Regions from separate parts of the Homo sapiens genome. Here region 2 is linked to region 1. A link is an interaction called in ENCODE POLR2A ChIA-PET data of the cell type or tissue named here. Cell type or tissue: GM12878. All regions are shown on one strand. Links, peaks and the distances in the headings refer to the core of each region. The heading gives the core; the rest is flanking DNA. Region 1 holds the start of APOL3 (apolipoprotein L3). Region 2 holds the start of APOL1 (apolipoprotein L1).

Region 1 (13,923 bases), core at 61-4,060:
AGTTTCTGGGCAGTAAAAATGGAGTTAAGGAGGTCCTCCAGTTCCCGTGCCAATACCAGCCAGAACGCCAATTATAGTCAGTGCTGTTAAAACTCCTCTTTCAGTTTTACCAGATTGAGCGTGTATAGGGAGGGGAATGCTATCGATAAGAGTGAGTTTGGGGATGATGTAAACTAGGGCCAAATCCCCGTTTAATTAGCAGACAAGCAGAGATATGCCTTGTTTCTATACAAAAATGTGATTTGTCATGTTAAGACAAATATCAACAGTGATACTAAAGTAGGGTTTTTCCATGCTGTGTAAGTCTGCTTTAATACCCTCAGAAGTGGAAGTCAAGGCTAGTTCATGTAATGGGGGAACACAGGCAGTACTTGACAGAATGAAAGAGGAATCAAAAGCCCAATTAGAGGAAGGAGTGATGGGATCCCAACCAATATTGTGAAATTATGGGGAGCTGCAGTTTTTTGCAATGATTTTGCCCGAAGTTGTGAGACTGAAACCAGAAGTTGTTATGTTTAAAATGATATTCTGGTGTGGGTCTGGGGAAAAGGGTAGATCCAGAATAGCTGGCTTCTTTCCACATAGTGGTTCTGTTGGGGGGCTTGGGAAATGAATAAAACACAAAGAAGAATTAGAATATCAGGTATGTTTGCATTTTTTGTTGTCAGTGACTAAGCTGACACATAATTGGGTGGAAAATAGGGTACAAGTGTGATTGCAAGCCTTGGAAATATTAGGAAAAAATCCAAGTAATGGCCTCATCCTCAATGAAGATAGAAGACAAAGGAGTGCTTAGTCAGATAGTATTACAGATAGACGACAGGTCCTCGGAGGTTGTAACAGGTTTGTTGGTATAGACTTTTAAGGAGTATGCAATTGACTGTGGGCTCGACCCTAGGATTGACAGCTTATTCTGGTCGGTTAACAGAAGTGGGGGCTGGAAATGTTTCTGATTGATTCCACTCAGAAGCAGGAATGGAAATGGCTGATAGACCTCTGCTAGGGAAGGTGTAAACACAGATTCAACAGTTTCTGTGATGTTGTGCAGTCCGTTGATGTTGTGTTTAAACAAGGTTTTAAAACTTCTTTGATGGTAGCTAAATATGGGTGTTGGAAAAAAACATTAGGAGAAATGATTGCAAGGGTTAATCTAGTTTAAAAAGCAAAAATATTGGTTACTGCATTTAAAACAGCTATTTTAGCATAAAAAATTATTTCACCCATTCAGGAGGAGGCAATTGAACTGCAAATATATGAGAATAACTATAACAATCCAACTTAAAGCTAATATTTAAAAAAAGGCACTAGGGAAAGTCAGTGGGCATTACTTATTTTTTGGCAGTCTTTTAAAGAGAGGCTTGAGGTCCACTAAAGTCTCACAAGTGTATTTGTCTGTGGAGACATCATCAGTTTGGGCAGCCCTCTGTGGTTTTACATAGGAGTGTGGATGCAGCTGGCAATCCAGAATACACAGCACTGAGATCAAGGTAGTCTCGACATCCCAATATCCTTGACCATTACCAGGAGAGAGTGTCCCCTGCTCTTTAGATGGAGGCTCCGCCTCCCCTGGGGCAGTCTGTGTGTCTCTCAAGTTGTACCTATGTGTGGACCATGGCTGTGCCCAGCATGGAGACCCCTTCCTACAGTGGGTACTACAGCCTTGCTGAAAACATTTGTCCCCTAGATTCTGAATAAAAGTGGTTAGAAAGAAAGAAAAGAAATGAAGCTCTGTTCAAAAGAAAAAGGAAAAAAAATTGCAAAACGATCTTCAGAAGCTGTGCTGCTGCCTATGGCAGTGTGGCAGGGAGGGGGCCTCGGGTGGGGTGAGTGCCCAAAAGGGTGGGCGAGGACGATTTGGGGAGTTCTCCAAAGGTTATGACCCACTATGGGCCTACCCTTCGTTCCCGGCTGTAAACCTCTAAACTTAGCATTTATCCAAGCTATCCCATGATCTGAATCCCAATCGGCTCTCTTAATCAGTAATTTTAAAAATTGCATCCAGCCAAAATGCCCAGTCTAAAGGGAGTTGAGGGTGATTCCTGGCTCTGTGGCCAGAGCATAAGAAACCATTTTGCCTCTCAAAGCTTCCCTGGGCTGTTAACAAGCTCTGGGCTTCAATGGCCACTACAACCTAATGAAGTTGTTTAATCACGTTAAACAGCTAATTAAACCTAAATCCAGAGAAGATTTCTCTAAGCCCTTCTCTAAAAGTTATTGGTGGCATGTTGGGGGATATACCCCCTCTCTAATGCAGCAAATACAACACTCATTGCAACTTCTCTTAGCCAAGCAGCGAAACATAGCACAAACATCTTGACCCAAAGCGAAAGGAAGCATTTTAGCAAAATATGTTTCAGTTCCCCAAGCTAAAATCAAGCACATATTAAAAGCCATGCTGAACGTAAATCATCCAGGTCACAGCACTAAGATATTACCAGGAATTCTGCGCTGGGATGGATCCTTTAACTGAGGAGATTAACAGAGCTGGAGTTCTGGACCAGTAATCTCAGTTCTTCTGAGAGTGAGCAAACAATTGCAGGCTAACTCCAAAATGCAAGCTCAAAGCAAAGTGTATTGAAGCACAGTTAGACACTCTCAGAGGGACAGTGGGCTAATTTCTGTGAAGTGAAGTCAGCCCCTCTATATAGAGTTTAAGGTGCTTCTGTGCGGTTTGTGGAGAGAAGTTGAGGTTGGGGCTGTGTCTGAGTAAAGGACGATGTCATCTGATTGGCAGTTTATGGTTATATAACTAAAATTAGGCAATGCATGTTTTTACCCATAATTTTCACAGAAAAGCCCACTCTGGGGCTTTTGTATAATAAAACCACATTTTATTATAATGATGGTATAATGAACTTGGGGTGACCTGAGGGCACAGTTTCATGTTACTGGGCATGTGCCCCTTTAGGGAATTTCCACCTGTGCCCTAGTTTCTCTTTCTTCAGGATGTGCTGGCCACAAACTATACCACCAACTTCATCAGTTAGGGGGGTCTTAGAATGGCTCTGGGGCTGAACTTAGGTGGGCCAGGAGCTGTTGCAGTGACAGGCTTTCTGCTCTCTTTTCTCCTCCCAGCTGCTAATGTCTACTTAACTGCCTGTTGGGAGCTGAAAAGGCCAAAGGGATTGTGACCAACTCAGCATTTCACTGGAGGCTATATGATCAAACAGCAAACTGTTTATCATGAATGCGGGATGTGGGTAAACTCACACTGCACCCGCCGCCAGAAGGTTTCCTGAGGGCCATCACTCCCTGGTGCTGGGCTCCTTGAAGTTATCTGTTGGGATATCTAGCACCTATTATTTGAAGGATGCAGTCTTGCAAGCCTGCTGTGAACCAAACGGCTGACTGACAATTACCTGACAATCACCCCCCCACCTTTTTCTCGTCATCTCTTTTACCTAATAAACTCAGAGAGCTTGAAAAGCTCAGAGCCCTTGTTCACTAGAAGCAAGGAACCCCCTGACCCCTTCTTCCTAATATACTCTTTTGTCTTTGTCTTTTACTCCCACATCCGCCCCCCACTTTGTTCAGTCAACCTGGGACTGTGGCCAATTACAACAGCCTAACAAAAGTGCCACAGGAGTGGAACATGGGGCAGTGGGCTCTGCTGAAGAGGATGCTAGGGGGCTTCTCAGGGGAGGAAATGCTAGATTTGCATTCTGATAGAGGAGCGTGACTTTTCCAGGTGAAGGTAGCAGGTGCTCCTGGCAGAAGAACCCACATAAGGAAGTGTCCAGAAGCCACACAGGTATGGCGTTCGACAAGAGCAGGTCTGGAACGGTGGCTCATGCTGAGGCAGGAGGATCATTTGAGGCCAGAGTTTGAAACCAACCTGGTAAAAATAGTAAGATTTCACCCCTTCAAAATCATTTTTTAAAAGTAGCCAGGCCGAGTGGCTCATGCTTGTAGTCCCAGCTACTCAGGAGGTTCATTTGAACCCTGGAATTTGAGGCTACAGTGAGCTATTATTGTGCCACCGCACTCCAGCCTGGGTGACAGAGCCAGACCCCATCTCAAAAACAAAACAAAACAAAACAACAAAATAACCCCAACAGCAATACAATCAATATGCAATAAGCGTCCACCCGGCATGTGTGATGGACTGTGGTAATGCTGATGGCATGGAGGGAGTGAGGTGGGCATCTGGGGAGTGTGGTGTTATTGGGGGTGGGGAGTAATCTGGAGGGTCTCATAGTCTTTCAGTGGTAGGTCTTTCTTCCTGAAGACACAGCAAACCCCCAACCCTAAGTATGGGAGGCAGGTGGGTTGGCCAAGAAGGACGTCTGGGGCTGCTCTTGGATCAGCAGGAGGGTGGGACCAAGGGTGCTGCTGGACCAAGGATGGGACTGGGCCAAGGGTGGGGCTGGGAAGCATCCTGTTTTGCATGTTTGATCAGGAGCTGCTGCCAAGTTGTGACTTTCACTTTCCCTTTTGGGTTCCAGGGTATATCTCAGAGCCTGGAGAACGTGTCTGGTTATTATGCAGATGCACGGCTGGAGGTGGGATCCACACAGCTCAGAACAGCTGGATCTTGCTCACACTCTTTCAAGAGAAGCTTCCTTGGTAAGTTAGGGGTGGTCTGACCTTCCCCATCTCCCCATCCTCACAGCAGCTCTATAAGAGAAGGGTCATTCACCTTTTGTAGATGAGCTCAGAGAGGTTAGGTAACTGACTGAGGTCACATCTCGGTCCATGGCAGAGCCTGAATTTGCACCCAGGTTTTAGCTGGACTTCTCCCTCCCTCTCTCTGGGCCCCCAAACAGTAGAGACAGAGGCAGAATCAGCTCAGCTGGGTTCACAAAGCTTCCTAGGGCTCAGCTCTAGTTCCAGCCTGCGTGAGACATGGCCCGGTGACCCCAGAAGGAAGGCAGATGTTGGGACTGTCCATTCCTTTAGAATATTTGGAGGAACCAGAGAAGGTGGAGGACAGGAGGTGATCCAGAGCCTGGCCTGTCCTTCTTGTGGCCTGGCCACCCTGAGGCTGGCCCCAGGGTGCTGCTGCTGAGGCCCGATGGGGACAGAGGATTTCCTTTGAGATACAAGGAACCTGGCTGGGCGCGGTGGCTCATGCCTGTAATCCCAGCACTTTGAGAGGCCGAGACGGGTAGATCACTTGAGGTTAGGAGTTCGAGACCTGCCTGGCCAATATGGAGAAACCCTGCCTCTACTAAAAATACAAAAAATTAGCTGGGCGTGGTGGCACAAGCCAGTAATCCCAGCTACTTGGGAGGCTGAGGCATGAGAATCACTTGAACCCAGGTGATGAAGGTTGCAGTGAGTCGAGATCGCACCAGTCACTCCAGCCTGAGTGCACTCCTGACAGAGTGAGACTCTGTCTCAAAAAAAAAAAAGAGAGAGAGAGCGAAAAGAGATAACAAGGAACCCAGAGGTTGTTTCACCCACCCTGACTCTGAGCACCTACTTGAGCCAGGCCCTGTGGGTAAACTGAGGCCATGGGAGATGAGTGACTCGCTGAGGGTCCCATGTCAGGAAGTTGAGCAGGTAGATCACAGGACTCCATGTCCCTGACACTCACCTGGTTCCTTTTCAGGCCTCTGGGTGATAGAGAAGAAAGAAGCTGTGCTGTTCCCTAGTGGGAAAGATGGCCCAGACAGGGGCAGTGAGAACGGCATGTTGCAGAATGGTGTCTGCCACATGATCCCAGCTTGACAATCATGAGATTAAAAGTCAAACTGTGGAAGCGTGAGCATAACTGTGGGAGCGTGAGCTTAGCCCTCTGTGTTTGTAGAAGCAGAAACAAACCTGGAAGATTTTGGATTATTAACATTATACTTTCTTGCTTCAATGTCAGAGTCAGGAGGTCAGGTGTTGACCTTCCCCCTGCCCTCCAAGAGGTGTGTGACACTGGGGAAGTCACTTCCCCTCTCTGAGCCTCAGGGTTTTTCACCTGCCTTAGGGGGTTAGGATGCCCTACCCTGCTGACCCCCAGCAGGCTGCTGACCCCATCTGGGGTGAGGTGGGAGGCGGGGCAGTGCGAGTCAGGGGAAAGTTGACATTGCAGCCCAGATGCCTGCAGGGGCTGCAGGAAAGTGGGGAGAGCTGGAGGCCTGCATGGGCTTCTCAGATCCAGGTGATGCCCAGCAGGTGAGAGGGTGGGCCTGGCTCCTCAGAGCTCAGATGACGGAACATTTGCTATAAACTCAGGTGCAATTACATTTGACATGCTGGCAACCAAATAAAAGGCAAACCTTGCATATGCCACACACACACTCACAAATTCACACACACACACACACACACACACGCACACTCACACCTGCTATTCAGATTTCACTTCATGGAGCCCTGTGTTTCTCACCTCTGTGTCGTGGCCTCGAAGGGTCTTTGATTCTGTGCAGCTTCTTTTCCTCCTCATTTCTTTAAGGGAGGCATCGCATTCATTAGTCTTTTTTTTCTGACGGAGTCTTGCTCTGTCGCCCAGGCTGGAGTGCAAGTAGCACCATCGGCTCACTGCACCCTCCGCCTCCTGGGTTCAAGTGATTCTCCAGCTCACCCTCCTGAGTAGCTGGGACTACAGAGGCGTGCCACCACGCCCGGCTAATTTTTAGTATTTTTAGTAGAGACGGGGTTTCACCATGTTAGCCAGGATGTTCTCGATCTCCTGACCTTGTGATCCACCCACCTCCGCCACCCAAAGTGCTGGGATTACAGGCATGAGCCACCGTGCCAGGCGCATTCCTTAGTCTTAATGGGCATAGTGTTAGGGACCCGCCTACTCCCTATGGCAGGAGATTTAGTGATTTCTCCCTTTTTGGTGATAGAAACAACGCTGCATGGCACCCTCTAAAGCCCCTGTCCCTGCACACTTGCCCTCTGCTCCCTGGAGGCTGAGACCTAGGAGTGGGTGCTGTGCCATGACGTGGGGGCACTTTGTAAAGTGTGCTGAGTATCGCTGACGATCCTCCAGGACACCAGAACCTTTCACACTCCATCAACAGTGAAGGGGCTTGTGCCACCTTTACCTCCCTAACAGTGGACATTATTAGTCACTTTAGGTTTGGCTTATCTAATGTTTCAAAAACGTATGTCTCTGTGATCACTTACATATATGGTTCAAAAGTGAGCTTGAGTGCCTTTTCATATGGTTAACGTTAATTTCTATTTCTTCAGATCCTATCTTTTACCCATTTTTAAATTTTATTTATTTATTTATTTATTTATGAGATGGAGTCTGGCTTTGTTGCCCAGGCTGAAGTGCAGTGGCGCAATCTCAGCTCACTGCAACCTCCACCTCCGGGGTTCAAGCAATTCTCCTGTCTCAGCCTCCCAAGTAGCTAGGACTACAGGCGCGTGCCTCCACACCTGGCAAATTTTGATATTTTTAGTAGAGTCAGAGTTTCACCATATTGGTCAGGCTGGTCTCGAACTCCTGACCTCAGGTGATCCACCCGCCTTGGCCTGCCAAAGTGCTGGGATTACAGGTATGAGCCACCGCACCTGGCTATATTTTTAGAAACTTGATTTCAGTCTTTTCATGTTGATTTGAGCATTTCTTGTGGATTGTGGACAGTTACCTTTGCTTTAAGTATTGCAAACCGTGCTTCCTATTCTTTCATTTTATTCTGGCTCTTGAATGATGTTCTTTCTAATTTTTAATTTGTAAGAGGTAAAACTCTATTCAATTTTCCCTTTAAGTCTTCTGGGAATTGAGTTTTGATTCGAAAGGTCTTCCCAACTCAACATTGTTTTTAACATTTCTTCTAGTATAGTTTTAATTTTTTCTTTCTGGGGTACACTTAGATCCCTTTGGGATTGATTTACTTATTTTTGGAGAAGAATTTGTTTCTTCTTCTTTTAAATGTAGGACCTATTTCATGGGTACCTACTACAGACAAAGAAGAACAAGACTTTTTTGTGTGTATTCTAAGGCACAACAAGTGCAGGAAGGAAATGACCTCTTTCCCGTAAAAGTCCCTGGCAGTAGTTGGTTGCTGCATAAGAGTGTCATGGACCCGGAGGGAGCTGGGCCCAGATGCAGGCCTGGGCCATTGCCGTGGGGGAGGGGAGGCTTGGAAACCATGGCTATGATTCAGAGGTTAGCTGGCTCGCGTGTTTTTAGAAATTTCTTTTTTCTTTCTCCTCGTACAAAAGTAATAAGACTGGGGAGGACACGGGAGAAAATAAATGGAAACTCAGAAACCTGATAGAGCCACCAAAAGTACATGAAATCAGAGTCATGGTCTTATTTGTTCTTCCCCAAAAAGAGATGAGCATCTAGATAGCAAGGAAAAACATTCAATCCCTCAACTGAAAGTGAAACTGAAGCTGGGCCATGTTGTCCAGAGGCTGGTTGCTTTTAGTCCAAGTGCTGCCTCCCACACCTCGGATTTCAGCCAGGCTGTGCCACGGAGGGCAGAGGCCACCCAGGTCAGTCATAGGGGATGCAGCTGGGAACACCGCAGGGTCCCTGCCGGATGCTCAGAGTTTAACGGGGAGACAGAGGCCCAAAGAGCCACACAGAGGTAGAGCTGCCCCCGGAAAGCAGAGTGCTCAGGGAGCCTGGGGAGGGCTGGGGGACGCTGCAGGGTCCAGGCAGCTTTGGCTGAGCCTCTGAGGATGGGTGACTTGCACATGGTGGGGAAGGTGGGGGAGGCATTCCAAGGGGAGGGAGCAGCCTGAGCAAAGGCCTGAGGCTGGGAATGGGAGTGGGGGGAGTAGATGGGCTCTGGGAGGCAGGGAAGCAGGGCGTCAGTGTGTACCTGGACCCAAGGTGACTGTGTGGGCAGGGAGCAGTGAGGAAAGTAGGAGCCCGTGTGCCCAGTTAAGGGGTTGAACTTGACCCTGGCAGGTCATTAAAGATTCCTCAGGAGACCTAGGTATTGTGGCTCAGGGCTGTAATTCCCGTGCTAATGCACGAAGGCTAATGCAGGAGGATCCCTCGAACCCAGGAGTTCAGGACAAGCCTGGGCAGCATAGCACGACCCCATCTCTGCAAAAATGAAAATAAAAAGATTGACTGACATAGTGATGCACTTGTAGTTCCCACTACTCAGAAGGATGAGGCAGGAGGATCGATTGATCCTAGAACGTCAACACTACAGTGAGTTATGGTGGTGCCACTGCGTTCCAGCCTGGGTAACAGAGCAAAAAAAAAAAATATTGAAAATAAAAATAAAGATTCCTCAGGAGGAGCACGGTGTCTTCACCCCTCTCTCCCTCTCTCTCTGCCTAAGGAGGAGGCCCCACAGCCACTTGCAGGGAGCTGCTTTGCTGAGAGTCTCTGTCCTCTGCATCTGGAGAGCTTGGCTCAGAGCTGAGGCAGGAGGGAGGGCTCCCTGTCTGGGCCTCCTCCAGGAACTAAAGTCCCTTTCCGGGAATTGACCAAACTGCAGGCTTGCCCAGGGAGGACATGCTGTGTCCTAGTTCAGCTCGAGGGGCAGTATCCAGCTTCAACCCTCAGCGGATGCCCCAGACAAGATTCCGAGCCAGGCCAACAACGCCTAAGGAGGACGAGACCCTGGGTGTAGCTCATCAGAGGTGTCAGGTGTGGTCTGAGGCCCCAGCTCTCTCTGCCCTCCTGCTCCTCTGCTCTGTGCTGGCTCCTGGTCCTTATGGCTCATGATGTTGAGACAGCTGCCCTGGCCTAGGGGGTCACACACTGAACAAAGCAGGAAGAAGGGGAAGGGGAGCCCTCCTTCTATCACCCTTATCCCTTACAGCAAGAAGCACCCAGAAACCCCTCAGCACACTCCCCTAGTGCCTCTATTGGCCTCACTGTCACCATGGTTGCATGGGGGCCCCAGACAATAGACACCTGGATGCAAGATCCCTAAGACAGAGGCAGGAAATAGGAAGAGGGAGGTGAGAGGCTTTCGATGAGGATGCTTCTACACATGACCTTGAGGATGAAAACGCATCAGGGGGTCCCGGGAACCACTGCGTTGTTAACATAAAGTCTGGGAGCAAAGACCAGCGGCTGGAATGGATGTGCCTGGGAGCCAGCTGAAACAGATGCAGCCGAAGCCACAGTAAAGAAGAAAGAGATAGGGGCCTGCTTGGAGCCAACCCCTACCTTTGAGGGGCCTGACAGGGCCACCTCACAGCTGCCTGGGCTTGTTGTTGCCTCCTCACTACAGAAACCATGGAAGTCTCTAGAGTCAATGTTTCCAGGCTGGGGCTGCCAGATCACTCCTGTAGGTGGTTGAACCAGTTGAGTTCATTCTTCTCAGTGAGGGGGACACAGGTGGAGGTCCATCGGCACCTCCATAAGGGGTGCGAGAAGGAACCTGTTAGAATATCTGGGTTCTGGCTGGGTGATTGGCAGGAGGGCCTATGAAATGGAGCCCACTCTGGATTGGGTGTTGCAGAAAGTGGGGGGCAAGTCTACCAGTGGGTATCTCAGCAAATCTCATCTAGAGAGAGGGAGACCAGGAAGAGGTTAGAGTTGACTTGGTGTAGAAAAAACAGGCATTCTATTTAGCCAGGAGAGGGAGTGTTTGGTATTTTGTGGGTGGAGCAGAGACTCAGTTTCTGTCTATACTTAGACAGTATTATGAAGTCTAATTGCTCTGTCTCATTTGCTCACAATCTCAGAGTCACCCTGTGTGTGGTTACTATTCTGTGACATTATTTCTGTCCATAGGAGAATAACACAGCCCTTCTGGGAGTCCACGCCAGCTTCCAAATGTCTGTGGCAGCTCTTCCTTCATTCTCAACACTTACGAACAGGAACATAAATAAATAGAAGGAAAAATATCCATTTATATTAAGATGCTCTTCTTGTTAAAACCAATTAACAATTAAACATTCTCTGTTACGATAAGTCTTTGCATTTCAAGTACCCTGTTTTAGCCTTTTCTGTATACTTTTCTCAAATGTTCTCACTTGAATGTTAGTATCAACCCAAGGCCTTTCACAGATTCATCTTGGACCAAGTAAACATGATCATAATAATCACAATCAATTATTACTGTTGAATATAAGCGGTATAAACCAAAAGTAAGATTCTAAGCCTCCCCCTCATTTAAAGGACTTCCTCCTCAGCCAGGGCTCTTAAAATTTAACCTGAAAGACTGGTTCAGGCCATGAAGGGAAATGGGGGTCAGACATGCTTCATTATGCCTCTCTGGCATTAATATCAACACAGGCTTTCAGTCTAATAAGAAACATTTTACAGCCTGTTTCTCTGTGAAGCCTGCTAGCTGAAAGCTTCATCTGCAGGATAAAACTTTGGTCTCCACAACCTCTTATCACAACTCAAACATTCCTTCCTATTGATCTCCGGTCTTTAGACAAACTCAACCAATTGTCAACCAGAAAACGTTTCAATTTACCTGTAGCCTGGAAACGCCCACTTTGAGTTGTCCCGCCTTTCTAGACCAAACCGATGTATTTCTCAAGTGTACTTAATTGATGTCTCATGCTCCCTAAGTGTATAAAATCAAGCTACACCCCAACCACCTTGGGCACATGTCATCAGGACTTCCTGAGGCTGTGTCACAGGCATACGTCCTCAACCTTGGCAAAATAAACTTTCTAAATTAACTGACACCAGTCTCAGATTTTCCGGGTTCACAGCGGTTGGGACTGACCAGTGGGCATCCCTTTGAACACTGCTCTGAACATCTTTGGAAGCGTCCTTGCTTTCTGGGGTAACACATATCACAGTCTGGGGAATTTGGTTCCCCACAAGACGTCTTGGTTCCTTTGGGTGGAAAAGAAGCCCGTATGTTGAGTGGCAAGGTGCCACTGGAAATTATACTGATTCAAGATAGGAGTTCACTCTGATTATGCTGTTAATATTAACAGTTTAACATAAAATGACAACATCCGTACTTTTCTTAGCAGCTTGGTTACCCCAGCCACCGAGGTTTCTCTGAAGCTGACATTTCTCCCATCAGGAGGCAGGTGTATTTCTCTTTGGCACTTGCTCACACTTCTCCATCAACTTTAAGGTGGTGGCACCACAATCCAAACCATTATTGAGGTTAGCAGTTACTAACTACTATAAAGTAACTTCTGTTTTGTTAAAATTTAAAAAAATCAATTAATAAGTGTATACGGTTCAGACAAATCATTTAATAAAGAGGGCTCCACTCACTCCCTTCCCAATTAAAAGCAGCTAATTTTGATGTTCAGATTTTCCTTTTTTTATTTTCTGAGACAGAATTTCACTCTTGTTGCCCAGGCTGGAGTGCAATGTAGCTATCTTGGCTCACCACAAACTCCACCTCCTGGGTTCAAGCGATTCTCCTGCCTCAGCCTCCTGAGTAGCTGAGATAACAGGCATGCACCACCATGCCCGGCTAATTTTTTCATTTTTTTAGTAGAGACAGAGTTGCTCCATGTTGGTCAGGCTGCTCTCGAACTCCCAACCTCAGGTGATCCACCCACCTCAGCTTCCTAAAGTGCTGGGATTACAGATGTGAACCAGTGTGCCTAGCCAGCTTTTCTTTAGGGAGTAAATCATTTTCTTTACATAATATTCTTATGCTAGCAGATGAAATAGAGTGAGAGTGCATGCTCTGGAGATTGGGCACTTGAGTTTGGCTTCTGGCTGTCACTAGCTAGGGGCTCCAGGTGAATTACTTAACTTCTCCAAGCTTTAGTTTTCCCCTCAGAACTATTAAGATGATAACAGTGCCTACGTAGGATGGTTGTTGTGAGAACTAAACGTGAGTTTATTTAACTTTATTTCTTATGCCCTTAACTGTAGCCAGTATTTCTTGACTCTTCACTTTACAAAATGGCCATATTAATCCTCCCCCTCCTTCCTTCAGTGTTTCACCTCCCACCTTTACCATGGAACATTAATTATACTGACTGGTAACAAGTAGATTTAGTTCTCATATGTAAATGTTCTGTTTTGTTCTAAAAGTTAAAAGTTAACCAAGTGTTTACATTTTGGTGACGCTTTAAATCTTGCTTACTGTTGAGCTGAGTTGTACAATATGGTTGCACATGTTTTGCTGCACGGCTTTAGTTTTTCCTGATGTTTCTAATTGCCTTTGTTTTTTCCCCCTCTTGTACTGTTTGCCTTCATGATTTCCTCAGTTTTTCTCAAACTGTGAATTATATGCAATGTTCTATCGAGTCCCCTTTCCCTACAGAGCCCTTTCCTTCTTATTCTATCCTGGACTGGTTGCTTTCTAGGCCTGCTGCATGCCCAGCTGTGATCCTTGCATTTCCTTCTCCCTGGGTTGATTTTTCTCTTTCACGTCTTTTTCTCTCTTGGTTTTCCTTATCCCCTCTCCATGAGTGTGCGTGCACACACACACACACACTCACATTCTTCCTCCTCTCAGCCTCCACAGCTCATTCTCAAGTAACTTTCTTTTCTGTTATTTACTTGTTTTTCTTTTAACAGAGACAGGGTCTTGCTCTGTGACCTCTTGGGCTCAAGAGATTCTCCCCAGTCAGCTTCCAGAGTAGTTGGGACTAGAGGCATGCATCACCACACCTGGTTCATTTTTGTATTCTTTGTAATGATGGGGTGTCACTATGTGGCCCATACTGGTCTAGAACTCCTGGACTCAAAGAATTCTCCTGCTTACCCTCCCAAAGTATGGGGTTATAGGCATGAGCCACCATGCTCAGACTCAAGTAGCTTTCTATGTAATTATTATGTATGGTAACTTTCTTATTCTATATCTAGCTCTGTTTTTGTTTTTGTTTTTTTCTTTTTCTGTCATCCTTTTAGTTGATTTTCTGGAAAGCTTCCTTGCCTATCTTTTTGAATCTTGTCCTAGAGTTGTTTATTTTCTCAATCACCTTTTAATTCTCAAGAAGTCTTTTTTGTTCCATCATCTTTGTTCCTTTTCAGTACATAATGTTCTCATTTATGAATAAAACATTTTTATGTCCCTGAGGACATGGGTTTGAGTTTTTAAAAATTATTTTCTATTTTCGCAATCATCCATTTCTTCTGGACTCATTTTTTACTTGTTATCTTGACCTTTT
Region 2 (15,895 bases), core at 6,634-10,633, 88 kb before region 1:
CAGTTTGCTGTCCAGGGCGGCTCCTGAGCAGAGCTGACTTGGTTGCCGTGGCAACTCTGTAAGGGGAGGAAGCCCTCCTGAGGAAATGGGGCTTAGGGAAATGAACGCAATGCTGACTTGGCTGGGCGAGCGATTGTCTTGTTTTTTCTTTTTCCTTCTTCACCAAAAGGAGGAAGGAAACCCAGGTTTGGATGGAAGGAACCTCTGGCACTAAATCTGTGTATTTCTTGATGTGGTGGGGCTGGTGGATATAAAAGCAAAATTAAAACAAAAACCAGCCCTGAAACATTCCTGGACAGGCAATACCTACGAGGCCTTTAGAACAGCTGTAACCCCCTGAAACTGCAAGCTATGGGAAACTCAACTGGGGTCATATCAGATGGGTACTTCTGTTAGATACAAACAAAACTTAAAGCCAGCTGACAGAGGGCCATGCTGAGATGTGGATACTGGGAGGTCACAGAAGAAACAAGAACTCCAGGCAGCAGGTTCACATGACAGACACAGAAGGAGTTGCTGAAACCACCTGTAGGGACAGGGGGAGGGGATGGGCCCACAGGATCCTGACAAACAGGAAGTGGCCAATTCAGCTAAGACCAGTGAGATCCAACTCGGCGCTGGGTCTGACCCACGTTTTGCCTCACACTCAATCATACCCTCCTTGTCTCACTAAACCCCACACCCACCCGCACCACAGCCGTTCCATGTATGCCCATGTTTGGTACAAAACTGCATTGCCCTCCCAATTCCAAGAAATCCCCACCTCTTCCCAGAAATCCTTATGCTTACTCCACACCTTAATTTAATAAACCAGCAAAGACAAGAACCCCAAACTCCACTGGGCCCGACTGGCTCTTCTGAGTCCGCCTGCACTCCCACCCCTGAGCCTGCACTTCTGTTTTGCACTAAAAGCTGATTTGCTTTTGCTTTGACTTTTTTCTCTCTTCAGCATCAAAAACCTGGGCAAGGCTAAGTTCCGGTCTCACCTGTATTCGGAGACCTCCCTAAACTCACACTGGCACCAACGTGACCAGGGATTTTCCAACAAGGTAAACCCAAACAGGCAGTTTTGTAAGTGCAACCAATCAAATAATGTCCTTACTGCAGTTTCATATTCACCCGATAAACCTTGTCTCCGACACTTTTTCACCATAGCACGAAGCCTCCTCCAGTTTGCTGTTTCCCAATTCAGCAATCCTTTCTTACTCAATTAACTCTTTAAAATTCTATTGGGCCTCAGATTTTTCTTTGACCGGGGGTATTTTAGATGACTGAACTCAGCCCCTGCCTGAGGCAGTCATCCCTGGTAAGCAGGTGCTTGTGATGGGCAGGGCAGGGCGGGTGCCCTAACACAGCTGGGGGGGGACGGGGTGGCTTCCACCTGGAATCAACAGGGGACCAGTAGAGGGGATGGGAACCAGCCCTTAGGGAGGCCCTATTGTGTGGCAGGCACTGGCCAGGCCAGGTAGCCGTGTTATATTTGATCCTCAAGACAACATGGGGAAATATTATTCTCATGGTACAGGAGAAGGGAGGTAAGGAGCGCCAGGTCACACAGAGGGGATGTGGCAAAGGACAGACCGGGGTCCAGTTAAGCTGGAAGCTGAATCAGGCCCGATACATTCCCACAGGGCCACTCAGAGCAAAGGGGCTAGGGCAGGGCAAGAGCTGGAGGGAGGGGACCAGCCTCAGGTGGAAACACCCCAGGGTCAGCTTGGAGCAGAGCGGGAGGTGACAGGTCGGGGCTGCTGGTCAACCTCCTCTCCCAGCCCTCCTCTCCTCCTGGACCCTGCTCTCCCCACACTCCCCCCCCCCCCCGCTGATTCCACTTCCCCAAGGATGTCCTGCCCCACTTGAGTCATTTGCTAGGTGCCAGGGTAGGGAGGAAGTGGGCACCTGGGCCGTGTCACCCTAAGGAGAGGTCAGGATGCAGATGACCCCCAGACCCCTGGGTCGGGGGACTCCACGTGACCTCTTCTGCTGCTTTGGGCAGACTCATTGGCCTCCTAGTCCATCCGGGTTCTTCTGGGGCTCACTCAGCTGTGGAGGTGCCACCCTCCATTCTAAGTGCGAGTAGGAACCAGCAGGGAAGAGGAGGTGAGCCTACCTGGGTCCATGGTGCCAGCAGCCCAGTCACCGAGGGGCTTACTTTGAGGATCTCCAGTATCTGTCCCACTTGGAACGTTTTGTTGCACCCTTGAGGAGGAGAAAACAAATTGTGGGATCAAATGTGAGCCACCAGTGGACAGAGGGAGGCTTGCTTGAGCAGCCGGGGCTCTGCAAATCTCTCTGGGGTGGAAGCAAACACCAAGACCAACCTAAACCAGATTGTTTGTCTATCACTGAGCCCCCATCATCTGCTATTTGCAGACACTCACCTCGCTCCAGCTTCCTCTGCCCTCACTCCCACACCAAGGAAAAGTGCACTCATCCTGTTGGGGTATGAGGAGAAGATAATCAGAGGACGGGCAGCCATCTGATCATTACAGAAACTACAGAGTCTATACACAGAAATAGAGATGGGGAGGAAGGTTCTGACAATGACCAGGGCCTGGGAGCATGTGTGATAACTAGCTGGTGATAGCCAGTGTGTATTGCATGTCTGCGATGTGCAGAGCCTCTTACATGTGTCTCATTCGATGATCACACACAGGCCAGGAGATGGGTACCACTTTCCCATTCAAACACAGAGGAATCCACAAAAGTTAGGGAACTTGCCAGTGTTTTTACAATAGTGCTAGAGCCAGGACTTCTGCTTCAACCCCATGTTTTCAATGACTGTGCTCTACTCCCTTAAATATACAATATTGAGTCATGTATACACGCTCATGGTAAATGACTCCTCATTGCAAATCCTTGTCTCACACTCTGTGCTCAACTCTTCATCTTGGTGAATTCACTGGTGCTGCACTGGACAGCCTGTGTCCCCGTTGCTTCTCTAAGATTCTTTGTCCCACAAAGACCTGGATCTTGCCAGATGCCAGCCCAGCCCCTGCTGTGGCTGCCAAGCCCTCCTGGTGCTGCCCTGTCCCCTCTGCTGTCTTTCCCTAGCTGATGGACCTCAGGGTGTTTCTAATTCCTCATATAAATTATGCTACAAAGAACATCCTTCTTCGCATAAAACTTTGCCCACATTTGAGATTATTTCCTTAAGATATTTGTAGGAGTAGAATGAGCAGGTCAGAGGCTATCAACAACTCAAAAGGCTTTATACCTAGAGCCACACTGCAGGCAAATTGTACCAATTCACACTCAAACTAGCAGTATATGAAGATGCCCTTTCTTTCAGTCTTACTGGCTCTCAGTAGTCTCTTGTTTAAGACAAAAAAAAACCAAAACATATACACAACATATAAATATGAGAACTAAATATACTTGTTATCAACACCAATTAGTACAAAATTTAAAGCACAAAGGTAGCAGTTGGGATGTGAAGCACTGAACGAAGGAGAAGGAGGATTAATATTATCATTTTTTTAAAGAGGGAAGTTAAGAAATACTGGGTACAACTGAGGGTATATGAAAGTTGTAAGTAAATTATTTACAGCTACAAAGTTGCTAATGGAAGACATAAAACTGGTGATAGAATGTTAGGAAAAGGTGGAGAGGAGAGATAGAGGGAGGGTACAAATAAGATGAAAATGACTAATAATGATACTATAAATAATAACAATACCATTTCAGGCCCATCCCAGTTAGGGGCGGCTCCAAGCATTACCATTGTTCTTTTCTCACCGTGTGTCTCTGCGCACTCCCTGGCACACCCACTTCCAGCAGCTGGTCTTTGTTTGCAGACTTTATTTTAACAGCTCAGTGGTTCCCGGGCCCCCTGATGGGGTTCCATCCTCCAGCTCTCATACTAAAGCCCCCTCCTCAAAAGCCACTCGCCTCCCTCTTTCCCTTTCCTGCCTTTGTCTCAGGGTTCAGACACACAGATGTTTGTCTTCTGGGGACTCCATGCAGCAAGGGTAAAAGGGGGACCCAGTCCTGGGCAGCAGTTCACCAGGGGAGTATGCAGAGGGGCGTCTGGGCCCTTCTTGCTGTAAGGGACAAGGGTGACAGGAGAGGGGCATCCCTTCGCCTTCTTCCTGCTTTGTTCACTGTGTGATCCCCTAGGCCAGGGGAGCCATCTCAACACCATCTCATGAGCCATGAGGACACAGGAGGACCAGGAGAGAGCAGAGGAGCAGGAGGGTAGAGAGAGCTGGTGCCTCGGATTCCCCCGACACTTGTGAGGAGCTGCACCCTGGATCCCATCCTCCTTGGTCATTGTTGGCCTGGCTCAGACCCTGACCTGGAGCCTCTGCTGAATATTGAGGCCGGATATTGACCGTTAGCCTCAACTAGGATACAGCGGGTCCTCCCTGGGCGAGTCTGCCGGTTGGTCAATTCCGGGAAGTGACTTTGGTTCCTAGAAGAAGCCCAGATGGCCCTGGCCCAGCCCAAGCCCAGTCCAATTGTGCAGCCCAGACAGGGAGCCCTCCCTCCCGCCTCAGGGCTCTGAGCCAAGCTCACCAGATGCAGAGGACAGAGACTCTCAGCAAAGCAGCTCCCTCCATGTCGCTGCAGGGCCTCCTCCTTGAGCAGGAAAAGAGGGGTTGAGACAGTGTGCTCCTCCTGAGAAATCACCATTTTCATTTCATTTTTTTTTTGAAATGGAGTCTCGCTCTATCACCCAGGCTGGAGTGCAGTGGGGCGATCTAGGCTCGCTACAAGCTCTGCCTCCCGGGTTCACGCCATTCTCCTGCCTCAGCCTCCCGAGTAGCTGGGACTACAGGTGCCCGCCACGACACCCGGCTAATTTTTTTGTATTTTTAGTAGAGACAGGGTTTCACCATGTTAGCCAGGATGGTCTCGATATCCTGACCTCGTGACCACCTGTCTTGGCCTCCCAAAGTGCTGGGATTACAGGCGTGAGCCACCGCGCCCGGCCTTTCGTTTAGTTTTTAATAAACAGTTTTGCTCTGTCACCCAGGCTGCAGGGCTTTGACACCATCCTAGCTCATTGCAGCCTAGATCTGTTGGGCTCAAGTGATCCGCCTCCTTCAACCTTCTGAGTAGCTGGGACTACAGGTACACACTACCATGCTGGGCTAATTTGTTAATTTTTGATTTCATAGAGACAGCATCTCCTGTGTTTCCCAGGCTGTCTTGAACTCCTGGCCTCAAGTCATCCTCCCGCCTCTGCCTCCCACAGCACTGGGGTTACAGGCTTCATCATCTCTTTTTGGTGAAGAACAAATAAGACCATGACTCAGATTTCACAGAAATTACCCCCCTGATTTCATGGACTTTTGGCAGCTCTATCAGGTTTTTTACAGGGGAAAATACTCAGGCTGGGAGGGGAGGTGAATTTCCCAGAGTCACACAGCTCTTGGAGGGCAGAGGGGAGGCCAACATCTGCCCTTGTGACTCTAATATTGAAGCAAAAATGTTTGATTTTAATAATCCAAAAGTTTCCAGGTTTGATTCTCCTTCTATGAACACAGAGATCTAAGCTCTCACTCCTGTAGTTATACTCACAATTCCACAGTGTGGCTTTTGAATCTCATGATTGCAAAGCTGGCATCATGCCACAGGCACCATTCTGCAACGCACCCTTCTCACTCCCCTGTCTCAGCCACGTTTCCCATTAGGGACACAGCACAGCCTGTTTCTTCTCCATCACCCCAGAAGTCTGAACAGAGGGACAGAGGTGAGGGCCAGAGACGTGGAGTCCTATGATCTACCTGCTCAGCCTCCTGACACGGGACCCTGGGCAAGTCATTCCGCTCCCAGGGCCTCAGTTTCCCCACAGGGCCTGGCACAAGTTGGTGCTCAGACTCAGGGTGGGTGAGATGACCTCTGAACTCCTTGTACCTGAAAAAAAATTCTGTTGCCCCCATTGGGCCTCAGCAGCAGCACCCTGGGGCCAGCCTTGGTGTGGCCTGGCCATAAGAACAGGCTGGGATCTGGGTCACCTCCTCTCCTCCACCTTCTTTGGTTCCTTCAAATTTCCCAAAGAGATGGGCACCCCCAACACAAACCTTCCTTCTGGGTTCACTCAGTCGTGTCTCAGCAGTCAAAACCAGGGCTGAGCCCAGGGAGCTTTGTGAACCCATCTGAGCTGTTTCCCCAACCCTCTATAGTTTAAGAGCCCAGCAGGAGAGGGGAAGCAATCAGACTCAAGCCTGGGTGCAAATCCAGGCTTTGCCGCTACTTTCCTGTCTATCTGAACCAGTCACCTAACCTCTCCCAGCTTATCTACAAAAGCTGTGAGAATAAGATGGAGGCAGGTCAACTGTCCCCAACTTACCAAGGAATCTTCCCCTGGCAGAGACTGAGCAAGATCCAGCTGTTCTGAGCTGTGTGGATCCCACCTCCAGTTATGCGTCTGTATAATAACCAGACAGGTCCTCCAGTCCCCAAGATATACCGAGGAATTCGAAAGGGAAAGTGAAAGTCACAACTTCCCAGCAGCTCATGACCAAGCACAGCAAACACGCTCCCCTCCACCTTCAGTCCAGCCCCACCCTCCTTGCTGCTGCCCTTAGAGGAGCAGCCTGAGACCAGACATCCAGATCCCTCTCATCCAACCCACCTGCCTCGCATCCTCAGGGCTGGGGGTCTGCTGTGGTCTCAAGGAGAAAGACCTGCCACTGACATACTATGGGACCCTGCAGATTACTCCCCATCCTCCCGTGCATCCACATTCCCCTGATGCCTGCCTTACTCCTGCCCGTGCCATCGGCATAAGCACAGTCTCCCACACATGCCTTGTGGATGCTTATTGTATATTTATTGTAATGCCGTTGGGGTTATTTTGGTTATGTTTTTGAGACAGGGTCTCAGTCTGTCACCAAGACTGAATTGCAGTGCCACAGTCATCGCGCACAGCAGCTTCAAACCCCTGGGCTTAAGCCATCCCCCCACCTCAGCCTCCTGAGTAGCTGGTTCTACAGGTATCAGCCAACCACCCAGCTAATTTTTAAAAAAATTATATTAGAGATGGTGCCTCACTATATTGACTGGGCTACTCTTGAACTCCAGGCCTCAAGTGATCCTCCCACCTTGGCATGAGCCACCGCACCAGGCCTGCTCTTGTTGAAGGCCATGCCTTGTGGCTTCTAGATATTTGCTTATATGGGGTCTTCTGCCGGGAGCACCTGCTTCCACCGCCTGGAAAAATCATGCTCATCGTTCAGTGACAAAATCAGGCATTGCCTCCTTTCAGAGATCCCCCAGCATCCTCCCCAGCAGAGGCCACTGCCCCGTGTTCCACTCCCGAGGCACACAGGGTGGAGGGACTAGAGACCACTGCTCAGCCACACTTCCATGACTAGGAAGTCATGCAACCAGATTGCTATTGGACTTTTGTGCTTTGCCCCAGGCAGAAGGGCCTCAAAGGCAGCTAAACCACAGAAGCCAACCTGACCCTTCCATGGGGGCCTATTTCATCCTGAGCAAACATCTCTGGGGGCATCGTGTCCACCTCACCCCACCCATACACACACACACACCAGCTTATGAGGCAGGAAGAGAATGGTGATTACACAGGGACTGCACAATACACTTTGCAATACATTCCATTTGCAAATGCTTCTCCATTTGATTGAGTTTTATAATCATCCCCTCAATGGGCCAGGATTATGATCTGATTTTGCAGATGAGGAAACTGAGGCAAGAAGAGAGGACGTTGCTTTCATCCAGCAACTCAGGGAGGAGGCAAGACTTGTAAACCAAAGAGGGTCTGGGACACGTCTCAGTCAGTTTAGATGTTTACTCTGCCAAGGTTGAGGATGCACCCAGGAAAAAGTCACACAAGTCACAGGAGGTTCTGGGGTCCACTCGTTTTTCACAGAGGGTTTTGAGGCCTCCAGTATTTAAATGTGTAAAATCAGGCAGGAGTGGAAGGAGGAAAGGAAAAAAGACAGGATAGGTAATGAGGTGAGTGGTCACATTCTTGTGAAGCTTTGATTAGCCCTCCTTGAATCCACAGGTTGTCTATGAAAGGAGGGGGTAGAGGAACAGTCAATTATTCATTCGTCTCATGCACAGTTCGTCTACATTTTATATAAGATAAAAATGAACATAGAGTAGAGGAAGCAGGCATATGTGCATTTTTCTGAGGGTGGGCAGAAGTCTTGTTATTTATCATGTACCAGTAAAGATAAGTTGCTAATTTGCATTGTCACAATGAAATTACACAAAGTCTGCCTCAGGGTAAAAACTGCTGGGACCCACAAGGAGTTTCCTTGTGAGCAATTTGTGAAGGAGGCTACCTGGGGAACATGTTGCCTTTTGTCTTCGCAAATATCTGCTTAGAAGCAAAAACAAAGGCAGGTTTTGGAGTGACTCCGTTTCTAAGCTTAACTGTTTCCAGTGAGTTTTGGGGTCCCAAGATTTGATTTTCCTTTCACGTTTTCTCCTTGTTCTTCAACAACTTTTTTTTTTTTTTTTTTTTTGACAGATTCTTGCTCTGTTGCCAGGCTGGAGTGCAGTGTTGTGATCTCGGCTCACTGCAACCTCCACCTCCCGGGTTCAAGTGATTCTCCTGCCTCAGCCTCCCAAGTAGCTGGGACTACAGGCACGCACCACCAAGCCCAGCTAATTTTTGTATTTTTAGTACAGACAGCGTTTCACCATCTTGGCCAGCATGGTCTCGATCTCTTGGCGTTGTGATCTGCCTGCCTCGGCCTCCGAAAGCGCTGGGATTACAGGCGTGAGCCACTGCGCCTGGCCGTTCTTCAACATCTTTTGGACAAAACACTGTAGAAGCAAATGAGTCTCTGGTCACGAGTTTGGTCTGAATTCTATTGTAGCAGGACGAGCTGCAGACAAAACCTCTCAGACACCGAGTAGTAGAAGGAAGGGCTTTATTCAGCTGGGAGCATCGGCAAGCTACTGCCTTAAAATCCGAGCTCCCTGAGTGCACAATTTCTGTCCCTTTTAAGGGCTCACAACACTAAAGATTTCACACGAAAGGGTCATGATTGATTTGAGCAAGCAGGCGGTACGTGACAGGGGCTGCATACACAGGTCGTCAGGGGGGAACAGAACAGGGCAGGGAGTTTCACAATGTTCTTCTACATAATGTAAGGAATCTATGAATAACATCGGCTTCTGAATCATAAGTTGATTTTTAACTAATGGGTTTAGGCCAGGCGGGCCCAGGCCTGGTTTCGGGCCTGGCGCCGGGCTGCCTGTCTTTGGTTTTACTTCCTTGTTGTTTTTTCTTAAAACAGGTACTGAGTACAAAACAATATAAAAATAATATGAGAGGGTCTTTCTCTTCCTTCACTATAACACAGTTTTCAAGCTTCAGTTTGCAGGACTTTAAGAAAAGCACAGTTTGGATTTCTGGTGATTCCAAGTCAGAAAAATGAGAGAAAAAGAAAAGCAAAATATTAGTTTGGAGACTTGTGGCCAGGAAAGAATTCAGTATGTAGTCCAGATAAACTGTGGACAAACAATACGGCTAGAAAACAATGGAGAAAGCTAGAATCCAATAACAGGCATTCTCTAGTTTCTTTTGAAACATACCTTTTCTCTCTCTAGTCCTGTATTTCTACCAAAGACAAATCATAGTAGGGCTAATTTATTTGCAACAGAAGTTTTAGTCTGATGGTTCTTGGCCTGATCATTTGTATAAAGTGCAGCAAGAATACTTATTTGGCATATGGGCTCCTTTTGGAAATTGACTTTGCTACAATATTTTCTTTTTCATAAGATATCTCAGAGTAGGCCTTTTAAAATCTCAAGCTCAGCCAGTGATTTATATTTGCCTGCAGATGCCTATATATATTAGGTGAGTTCCTTTCTCCTCAAGGTCCCAAGGTAACTTGGGCTTCCTGGGCCTGTCAGAAAGTGACATTCTTTACTTACCACAGGACAGGAACCCTGTAAAGGAACTGTATAGGCAAAGTTTGAGGAAAATTTTTCAAAGAGGCTTTCATCGGCTCTATAAGCCAGCCACCATTACTCAAAGCAGCCTACGTACATGTGGAAATATGCCATGCCAGTCAAAGCCTTGGTAAAATAACCAGTGTCTCTAGTTGTGTCCTGTTATGAAAGAAAACAGATTCCAACTGAACTTATGCAAATAACTCTATTGCCATGAACTAAGAATACTCACAAATAGTTTCCAAATTCTGGAGAAATCAGATAGTGAGAAAGAAATATGCTTCAAATTTTGCTCACAAGAGTATACTTTATTCAATTGTTAAAAGCTACATGGAGCCCAAAGGGAAAAAGAAGTTTTCTTGACTAAGAAAAACAAAACAAAAGAATCAGTCGTATATTAAACAAAAAGTCATTAAAAATTTATTTTTGTTCTCCATTAATTCATTCCCATGTAATAACCTTCTTCCACTTGATATTGGGTTAGCAATCTTCATGACCACATCAACTTTTGAATTACAGTCCTGGAAGATTTATTTTTTTCTTAGTCCGATGGCACAATCTGTAGCTGATCATAAACTGTTTTTTGAGATGTAAAGTAAACACTTTTTGCAGATAACAAAAGTATGAGAACAGCATTGGTAAAGACACATTCGACAAGGAAATTACTTTATTTCTGTGGCAAACAACTACTTAACATAATAATAATAATAGTTTCTGATAACATATGCCAAGACATATTAGACCTATAGAATCTCGTACAATTTTGGAACACATATTAATAACACATTTATATAAACATAATCCAAAGAATGTTAAACACCGTTTTATATTTGTCATGCTGGACCCCTATGCTAATGAGCTGACAGGACACAGACTTGGAGAGACAGAAGAAAAGACCTGGAGACAGCAGGTGAGACATAAGCTTTATTCAGGGAGCTTATGTACAGGTTGCCCAGGAGCAGCAGGCAAGACAAGAAATCCCCTCCTGTTTGTCAAATGCATGCAGGTTATATGATATTCTTCCCAGAGCAACCTCCACTTAGCACCTCTGCCAGGAAACCTCCACCTAGCCCAAAACAAAAGGTCTTGATTCCTTGCACAACCTCTGATCCAAGGAACAGAGTTCTTCATAAGTATGATGTAAACATCTGGATTGGCCATTCCCGGGATCCATACCTTGGAACACTGAGCAAAAATTCACCAAGGAATGTAGGGTTATTCTTAGGGGATGCTTCAGTTATTGCTGTCTGACGGGACATGCCCACCATGCTCTCCACACCCCTGCATAGCCTTGAATGGCCCTCACAATCTCATCACACTGTTTTTCTGTGATTTTCCTGGGGCCAGTTTTGTGGAAGAGCATTGCAGCCAGACACCCCAGCAGCAACACTAACCTCAACAAAGGATTATGAACGCAATTGCAATTACGCTAGATACAAAGTTTCTCCACGTGTCTGGGAGTTGATTAAACCATGAGGTGATAAGATCATAAGACAAAGACTCTGTGGCTGGACTCTGGGTATCTAACGTCAGCAGAGCCTGTGTTATGTTATGAGAGTAATGAGGGCTATATACACAACATTTTGTTTTAATTAATGCACAAGCTCCACCATGGGCAGCAGTTGTATGATTTTGGGTCATACGATTTTGCAGAGGAACATGCCTGATCTGGGTGGTTTCTTGATTGGGAAGTGTAAAACGATGGTGAGTATCATTGAAGGCTGCAGCTGTGTGTTTAGCCAGCACACGAATTGCAGCTCTGCATTTACAGTTGCCACTTTGGAGGCAAAGATGGCCAAGGGGTAGAACCACCAGTATGCACATATCTGGTAATCTCTAGCTTTTACCGTTTTCCAGTTACTGGGGGTCGTGTCTAAATGGGGAACTATATACTGTGGCAATTAAGGATGCCCTGAGATGCATCTGCCAGTCCAGTTGAATGGCAAATAAGGCCAAGGGTGGGTGACACAGGCCCACAGCCATCTCCATCTCCATGGGGATTGGTAGGCACCCATATGCAGAGACTTATTCTACCAACCCAGCCATGTATCATTGCTTAACCCAAGGGCTTGGTGACATTGTTGTACAGGTAGTCACCCCATATTGTGGGGTTAGCCGGTGATGTGCTGTCATTGTGTCTACCAATACACAGTTGCACAACTGACTACCTGTATTTGTACTATGGTTGTTCTGTCTGCTGTTATAGCTAAGGTGCAAGTTTACCCATGCCCCACTGCACCAAAGCAATTGCAAACCTTCCCCGGCCTCTGGGAATAGAATCTTCACTGCACTACAATTGCGCAGTGAAGAATTAACTTTATCCCAGGAGAGGTCTTCCCATTGTCCCCTACCCCTGCGAAGTGATCTCCAGGCCCCTGGAATGCCCTGCCTGGTAGGAATGTCTTTGTTTCCCTGGTGGTTTGGCTACAGGACAGTATAGCAAATGTGATGGATGATGGGGGTTTGGGGCTATTGGGTATCTCTTCTCACCACCAGAGGATCTGGGGACTAAAGGTGTGAGACCTCAGGGAGGGGCTGGAAACTCCAGGTCAGCCATGAGTGCAGCCTGTGGTCAAGCCCCAGCAAACACTCTGGACACTAAGGCATGGGTTGAGAAAGACTTTCTGTTTGACCAGACTCCAGTTGGGCTCTTCTGAGCCTCTTCTCCTCTAGGCACCAACCTTGGCCTTCCATGCCCATCCCGTGCTTGCTGGGCCTGCACAACCCTGGCTCAGCAAGAATCCCCCCGAGTCAGTTTAGGGAGGGTCCTCCCTTCTTACTGTCTGAGCACACTTGCTATCTGATCACTCTCCTCACCTGCCCCTTGATGGGTGAGTGTCTGACCTGCCTTTAGGGAAAATCCTGTTAGGCCAGTTTAGCATGAACCCCCGACTCTGGTGCCTCCTGTCAGTCCTGTTCCATCTGCTGCCCCTCACTCTGGTGTTGGCTGTGACTCCCCCTCTGTCTTTACTGTATTGGGAGCTGGGCTCAGTCTCCCTCCCCTGTAACAACAATCCTGAATAAAGGCTTTCTTCCTGATTTAATGTGATTCACAGGAATTTTTCCTTAACTGGGTGAGCTTCCCTGGTTGGCAACACCCCATGTGTTTTGTCCCACATTGACACAGGAGAACGCAGCCTCCTGAGGACAACGAAGCTTCACACCTGAAACCCTCCTAGACTCTGCCCTGTGTGTCTTCCTTAGGCTGATTTTAACCTGTGTTTTTTCCCTGTGATAAACCACAGTCATGCAATAACAGTTTTCAGTGAGTTACGTGAATTCCTCTAGTGAATTATAAAATCTAAGGACGGATTTAGGAATCCCCTTAAATTTGCAGTTAGTGTCAAAGATAAGGGTGCCCTCAGACATTGCAGTTTTGGTAACTCTGAGTACTCAGAATTCAAACAAAACCAAAAACAGACCTACACAAGATCACTTTGCCTGGCATCTGCTCTCTTCCAATGCCTCATGCCCTTTGACCTTCTGACTGATGGTCACTGGTTCCAAGCACCGCACCAGTTGACTGGAGGAGGAGACCTGGCTATTAGTTTTGGAGAGTCCACATGGATTCTCCAGCCACCTTACTGCCTCCTGACCTACCACCTGCACCTCCAACCTTCCAGGTCTCACTTTCAGATGTCACCAGCCTAATCGATGCCTAAGGAGTGATGGCTTCACCTCTGTGCTTGCCAAGGCCATGTGCAATTTTATGGAGCCTCTAGAAGACTCAAGACACTTTCAGAACCATCTATATAAATTGCTAATGCTGAAAAGACCTGAATTTGGACAAGATGGTAGACGAAGTGTTTTCCTCTTTGGTTGGCAACTTATGGGTTTCCTCAGAACCCCTGAAATTACAAAAATTGGCAGCCACCCATTCTGACTCCGGAAGTGGTCACTAAGCCACACTGCTTTCCCAGGGTCAGGGGCTACTCTATGTAGAACACAAGAGGGTCCCAAAGGGCACGCAAAAACTCCACAGTTCTCACAGTTCTCAGGCTTGGTGTGGGGGAAACCGTCACTCACGGCCCACTATGCCAATCACTGATGGGATCAAATCAGGGAGGGAAGAAATATCCCTCTCCCACTCATGTGTCCTCTGCAAGTCAATGACCTCCTTACGTTTGGTGTCCTTGGTGCCTCCCTCCTCTCACCCTAGTCCTGGCCCTGGTGTCCCAGCCTTCCTACTTACCTTCCAATTAGGCCCACTTATGCCCATCCTGACCCCTGGTTCTGCCCCTGGTCCAGGTCTATCTGGACTTTTCGGCAGGATCATGGTACTTGGTCCCCCACCTTTGACCTGGAGTTCACTCTAAGGCCTTCACCATCCTCCTATATGATTGAATTACTATTCCCATTGGACAGATGCCAGACGCCAGATGCCAGTCTCCAAGGCATAATCCTAGAGGCCCACAGCTGTGCAGGGACAGAAGCCAGGATCCATCCCAGCTCTGATCAACTTCACTCCAGCCTCTCCATGTCCTGGGCCAGCAGAAGGGTTCTGCTGTGTTTGTGCAATTCCTCAGATGGGGAGGAAATAGGCCTGGGCCAGAATCGCCAGGAACACACATTGATTTGGTCAGGATTTTTCTGACTTGTCCCAAAGGAAGTGCTTCTTGGCTTTCATCTCCAAGAAGGAGAACTTTGGCCCTGGTCTCTTCCCACCAAGCTTTTTAAAAGTTAATGTTAGAAGTCTGAGGAAGATGGCAGATAGGAGACAGGGCTAACATGCAGCTCCCACTTGGAAGGACCGGACAGCATGTGGAGACCCACATCATGTAATAATGTGTGCCAAGAACCACCACAGGAATGTACCAGGAAAACTGAAAGAATTCACAGATCCTTTGAAAGAAGTGGCATGCTCCTTGCCAATTCTATGAGACAGGCAAAAAACTGGGAGTTCCCAAAGTGTGAGGGAGGGAAAATCTGCCTCCAAACACACATCGCCCCTGGGGAATCTGAAAATCCAGATTACAGGAGAGGGATTTAACCTTACCCATAGCTGAAATGGATTCAGAGAACCATGCAAAATGTAAAAGTAGAAGCAGAAGTGGGAAGAATCCTGTAGGCATTCCCAGTGTCCAGCTCAAGCCCAGGGCACCATCCCTGGCGGTATCTCACAGAGGCCTTTGGGGAAAGCAGCCAGCAGAATTTGGGAGGGGTCACAGGGTGAAAGAAGCTTCCAGATGGATTTTCTAATAATTTCTACTGGGCTTGAATTTTCTTGAGCAGAATCCAGGGGGAGAACAGGAACTTCTGCAAATATGAGCCCAGGAGCCACCACTGACACTGTGGGCAGATGGGGAGAGGCAAGGCCTGAAAGCCATGCTTGCTTTCTCAGTGGAGAAGCTTATGGCCTGGGACAAGGTCTGAGTTCTGCGCACAGGCTGCCTGAATCTAAACTTGGCATTGTTAGTGGGGCACTGCGGGAGCAAGGCCAGCCTTGCCAACTGCATGTGATCTGGGTGAGGCCTCTCGCTGCCAGCTATCCCCCACTTCCCTGGCGAACTATATGGCACAGCAGAGGCAGCCATAATCCCCTCTGTAACAAACCCCATTGGCCTTAGGACAATCTGCATCCCTCACAGTGGCCGCAGCAAGCCCTGCTTAAGGAAAGTCTGAGCTCAGACCCAGCTAACCCTGCCCTCCACCTGATGGTATTTCTCTACTTATCCTGGTAGCTGAACACAAAAGACATAAACTCGTGGGAGCTTTATGGCCCTGCCAATCACCTGAGAAACTAGAATACTTACCCTGGTCAACCTAGGGCAAGCTTGTATCTCCCTTCTACTACCGCAGCTGGTGCTCTCTTGAAAGTGCCACTTCCTGGCTGGAGACCAACCAACTCAGGCCATTACAGCAACTCATGACAGAATAACCCTATTCCCAGGAAGGAGAAGACAAGAGCTAATACCACTGCCCGCAACATCCTGACTGACCAGAGGTCCTCAGTCTCTCCACATGACAGCTTCACTGCTAGCATAACCAGCATTGGAGAAAACAGCACACTAAA

Evidence for each region. ChIA-PET counts read pairs that join two places held together with the same protein. Peaks named below come from ENCODE experiments on the same cell type or tissue, not always from the same donor. Only the 100,000 strongest peaks of a DNase experiment are listed, where the experiment ranks them.
Region 2: POLR2A ChIA-PET joins it to region 1 with 5 read pairs; 8 of 35 experiments call an interaction of 5 or more read pairs at or near these places.

Annotation. Positions count from the first base shown.
Region 1 is chr22:36,151,312-36,165,234 of GRCh38, reverse strand. APOL3 (apolipoprotein L3) reads left to right here and starts at 4,480. Exons shown (of 4, transcript NM_145639.2): 1 at 4,480-4,566. RefSeq lists enhancers at 2,877-3,036, 2,988-3,561, 7,881-8,484, 8,459-8,578. In GM12878, for the core only: no CTCF peak of the experiment used is centred there; a DNase peak (open chromatin) is centred at 2,474; H3K4me3 peaks cover 1,892 bases; H3K27ac peaks cover 2,755 bases.
Region 2 is chr22:36,243,620-36,259,514 of GRCh38, reverse strand. It overlaps APOL1 (apolipoprotein L1), which reads right to left and starts at 6,382. Exons shown (of 6, transcript NM_003661.4): 1 at 6,296-6,382; 2 at 4,516-4,578; 3 at 2,379-2,432; 4 at 2,108-2,196. The coding sequence starts at 4,559. RefSeq lists a silencer at 613-702 and enhancers at 523-1,314, 4,021-4,520, 6,270-6,329. In GM12878, for the core only: no CTCF peak of the experiment used is centred there; a DNase peak (open chromatin) is centred at 9,054; H3K4me3 peaks cover 560 bases; H3K27ac peaks cover 3,166 bases.